2 separate regions of the Homo sapiens genome follow, and region 1 is linked to region 2. The links are chromatin loops, found by intact Hi-C in ENCODE. Cell type or tissue: endothelial cell of umbilical vein. All regions are shown on one strand.

What was found. Hi-C counts contacts between places; a loop is a spot of excess contacts. Peaks named below come from ENCODE experiments on the same cell type or tissue, not always from the same donor. Only the 100,000 strongest peaks of a DNase experiment are listed, where the experiment ranks them.
Region 1: a loop joins it to region 2, with 3 times the contacts of the local background. A loop is called at or near these places in 6 of 110 quality-filtered maps.

Annotation. Positions count from the first base shown.
Region 1 is chr2:161,585,433-161,587,932 of GRCh38, reverse strand. No RefSeq gene overlaps it. Among named protein-coding and RNA genes, the nearest start is that of SLC4A10, 38 kb to the left of the region's middle. In endothelial cell of umbilical vein, a CTCF peak has its summit at 1,200; no DNase peak of the experiment used is centred here.
Region 2 is chr2:162,006,575-162,009,074 of GRCh38, reverse strand. DPP4 (dipeptidyl peptidase 4) reads left to right here. Exons shown (of 26, transcript NM_001935.4): 22 at 414-513. Among named protein-coding and RNA genes, the nearest start is that of DPP4, 66 kb to the left of the region's middle. In endothelial cell of umbilical vein, a CTCF peak has its summit at 1,411 (motif pointing left); no DNase peak of the experiment used is centred here.

The sequences.
Region 1 (2,500 bases), 420 kb after region 2:
GAGGACACCATGCTAAGAGAAATAAGCCAGTCACAGAAGTTAAATTCTACGTGATTCCAATTATCTGAGGTAGCTAAAAGAGTCAGATTCATAGAGGCAGAGAGTAGAATGGTGGTTGCCCCAGGGCTAGGAAGCTGGGGAAATGGGGAGATGGTGGTCAAACAACACAAAGCTTCAGTTACGCAAGATGAACAAGTTCTGGAGATCTAATGTCCAACATGGTGAGTATAAATAATAATGTATTGCGTACTTGGAATTTGCTATGAGAGATCTTAAATGTTTCTCCCCACAAAAAGATAACTATGTGGGGTGATGGATATGTTAAGCTTCATTGTAGTCATCATTTCACAATGTATACATACATCAAAATATCACGTCATACACCATACGTATATACATTTTTGTCAATTGTACCTCAATAAAGCTGGAAATAAATAATGGTAGCTTCGAGGTTATGAATGTGTTAATTAGCTTGATTGTACTAATCATTTCACAATGTATATGTATATCAAATCATTACATTTTATACCTTAAACATATATATTTTTATTTATCAATTATATATCTCAATAAATCTTGGGAAAGATTATTTTAATTTTTTAAAGTTCAGATAAGCAATAAAACATATGATTTTCTTTCCTCTCCAAAATAACCAAATTCTGATCTTTTTTTCTAACTCAAATTATACTGACATTTCCCAAATTAGGTCAAATGTAAAAATACATATTATAGGTATAAGTAAATAGTCTCAAAAGCGTTGAAAAAAATGTTTATTATGGGTATTGTCATCTATGGGTACGCAAGAGCTTAAGGTTCAACGTGCATATGGGTGCTTTCCATCTGAAAACCTTCTTCTAAGTATAGATTTTCCTTCCCTTCAAAGAAAAAGGGAAAATATTCAAGGATAGGTGCCAGTGAGGTTAATCATCTTTGGTCATTTTAAGAGCGGTTTACTCCTTGCTTTTAAATAACTTGCAAATAAAAGCAAGAGAGTTTGGTTAAACTTCCAGTTCCCAAAAATAACTGATTGTAAAACTATTTTTTCTGTCTTTCTTTAAGCTCAGAATACTTTCTTACTAATCCTTTTTTCACTTTTCCAAAGCCATTTACCCACCAATAGACCCCAAATCTTAGAATTTAAATTGACAATATGTTATCTGTGACCTAGGCTTTAGTGCCACTTAGTGTTCAAATGATAGAATTACAGCAAATCAAACCAAATCTAGCATCGTTTAGTCTACTGCAGCCTCAAAATATTTCCTCAGGATTTACAGACATTAATTTGAGGCCTCTGATTCCTACCTGCTTTACTCTGCCTGATATATATGAGAAAGACAGGAAACTCAGCATATACTAGATACCTGTCGGGAGCTAGCTCATACGAAAGCAAGGAATGAGTGCCAGAGATCTTTTTTTCGTTCTTTCTCAGCTTGAATCATCTACTACTGTGCCATGTCTCCAAATATAAATTGACTTACTGAAAGAAGAGGAGAGAGAGAGAGAGCATTTGTTTGGGGGAGGGGAGGTTTCACGAATTCAGGAACGAGACGTAACTAATAAGTCCCACGTTAACAGAAAATTAACATATCAATAGAAGTTTATCAACAAATACCACCAGTTATTGAGAACTAGGTTATGTAATCTTAATTCTGTTAAATAATATAAAGTAAAATAAGCAAGCTGGCATCTTCCATTTTGCACAACAAATTTCATGCCAATTTTGCAAAATTTTTATTCCGTAGAAAAGAAGAAAATTTTGAACACTGGTATATTTTATTAACAAGCAATGAATTTAAAAGCTAAACACTGGATACTCATAGGCATAAAGATGGCAACGATAGATACTGGGGACTACTAGAGTAGGGAGCGGGGGAGGGAGACAGCCAAAAAACTATTGGGTACTATGCTCACTACCCAAGGGATGAGATGATTTGTACCCCAACCTTAGCATAATACAATATACTTATGTAACAAACAGGCACATGTAACCCCTGACTCTAAAATAAATTAAAATTATTGTTTAAAAATTTTAAAAAATTGGAGTTTTTCTAATAAAAAACAGAATATAGGAAATATATTAGAAAGAGTAGAAATCGGCAAATATAAATGGGAAGAAGTTAAAGAAAAGAAATAATGATAAAACTATGGCCAAAAAAAGAGTCAAAAAAAATTCACATGGAAATAATAAATAAAACATCATTCAAGTTTACCCAGGAATAACATTATGACAACTATCCATTAGAAGACTAAAATAAAGATCCACCATGTGGAAAAGGATGGAAAGATCAAAATTTTTTCTCTTGTAAATCTGTGATTATACTTTTTTAAAATCTTACATGCAAAAAGAAGTAAATTAAAGAAACTTTCTGGTAACCTTTTCTTTTTTTTTTTTTTTTTTTTTTTTTGAGATGGAGTCTCCCTCTCTGTTGCCCAGGATGGAGCGCAATGGCGCGATTTCCACTCACTGCAGCCTCCGCCTCCCCAGGTTCAAGTGATACTC
Region 2 (2,500 bases):
TTTGTTTATTATGATGAGCCAGGGAGGTGAGGTAGAAAGAGCAAGAAGGAAGGAGTGAAAGAGGGAGGGAAGAGGGAAGGGAAGGAAGGAGGGAGACTTTTTCTTATGCATCAGTCAGTAAAGATTTCGTGTTATTGTTTTTAAATCTTCTATAATTGGTACCACCCAGTCACTAGGGTCAGCAAATTTTCCGTAGTTTTCCCCATATACCTACCAAGAAAGGGATCAGGGCTCTGAAAGTGTAGTCTTTAAAGATACTGTCCAATTAAGGCCAATTTAAGCCTCCTATACCATGCTTTTTATCTCTAAAGAGGCACAGTATATAAAGATGTGAGAAATGTGGAAACTGCGACTCGCTTACCATATGTCCTTATTCTTTTACCTCCATAAAAATAACTGTTTCCATTCCTTAGTCATATGGAGGGTACGTAACCTCAATGGTCCTGGGATCGGGAAGTGGCGTGTTCAAGTGTGGAATAGCCGTGGCGCCTGTATCCCGGTGGGAGTACTATGGTATGTAATTGCTGCCAGGTACAAAGAGATACGGAGTGTTGACCTCAAAATGCCAGTAACAAAGCCATTCCTTTCTGAGTTTCAGTGTTTTTACAGCGAATAATAGGCTGATTCATCTTAGAGGTTCTTTTTGGATACCTATAATAAGATGATCTCATTTATTCTGCTATTTTGCAAGGCTGGGTGGTATATTTTATTACACGTTTGATTTTTTATCAACAAATTCTGTTTTCCGAATTTCAAAATAGCCCCATGCTACATTTCTACAGATAAATCATTCCTTATCTTTACTCTGATTTGATTCTTGGGTTTCACATATTAGCAGAGTGAGAGAAGTATGTATCTCTTTCCCATCAATTAAATGTCAAATACAAGTAGGGCTTTGGATGGGAAGAGGAGAGGAGGAACAGTGGAAACACCCATTGGGGGGTTGTTGTTTTTTTTCATTCTTAATAGGTGAAAGCTACTCTAGAATATGCTCTTTGTCATCGAGAGAGTATTATTTTATAAGGCATCATACACCTACCTCTAAGACTACAATTCTCAAAGGGGAGGGAGTAAGCGATGGAAGATGAGGGAGGAGGGGGGATTCAGAAGTGGTAAGGAGGTAATTGATTTTCCTGCACCTCTTCTAACCCCATCTCAAGTCTTCTGTCTAGTGTAAGAAAAGAATGGCTGATGATGAATAGCTTATTAAATATTTTATATCCAGAAATATGGTAGTACCCAGAGAAAAAGACTCTTTAAAGTCTCTCCCAGTCAAGATAAACCAATGTAAAAATACATTTATATCTTTCTGTTAAGAAAATTGGAGGGCACAGTTATAATTTGATCTACACACAATGAATTTGTTTTCATAATATTTTTCTGCTTGATATTAATTGTTCTGTTGGATGGCTTGTTTTTGGAGACCTCTAGTGGTCAATAAAATAATGGAGTAAATCTTTGTAAGTTTAAAAATATGAAATGAGAAGAAAACTTCATTTAATGTATATAGACCAATCTAATACATAGAAGTTGTCTAGAGTTCTTATATACGTGTAAATTTAAACAATTTTATTCAAAGATGGGACAAAAGGAATACGTAAATGGTGTTTCAAGGCATATTTTTTTAAAAGTTTACAATTGTATTATGCAGTTATGCATAATATTTTTTAAATGTTATTTTTAAAATTTCAGATCTTCTTATACATGTAAATCTGGTTAGCATAAATAAGAAAGGAGTATTGTGTTCTATGACAAGCAGAATTAAAGTCTGCAGCTACCTAGGGGAAAATGTGTTTCGCCCTTAAAAGCCATTTTTCCCATCTAACGTACAACCTAAGATATTAATATTTAAATGCTAAAGTTAAAAGAGATATGAGCATTTTATGAAGTTCTCATATTTTAAAGTGTCTTTTAAAATATTCTATTTTTATATTAGTGTCCTTTAAATATATAAAATTATGCATAGTCAGTATTCATGTTAATCAAAATGATAAAATATCACTGTTAGTAATTTTGGAGGACAATATTTTGATTTTCATAGAAATGGCATAAAGTATGCATATGGAGCAACTAACACTCATTAGTGTAGTTTGTAATCTACAATACCAGTCATTCAAAAAGTGTTAGAATGTTGAATTTAGATAATATATCCATTTTTAAAATTAATGAAATCAGTTTTGAAATACTTGTAAAATTTTAGTGAAATTCAAGCCACCAACCTAGATAGCACAATGGCAAGATAAAATTCTTAGACTCTTTAACTGTAATCTGGTCACTTAAGGAGGCAGTTTTCAAAGCAGTTATGTCAGATTTTTAAAGTTTTACTGCAATTTGGCCTCAATAATTTTTTTACTGATATTTTAGGCCAAATATATATAATGTATCATTTAATTTTTTAAAATCAGGCAAAATATGTTTAACTATCCAAAATAACCAAACCAATTATGCAACCTGTTTTTCAACCATATTTATAGATAAAAGAGCTTATGTCATTTCAGCA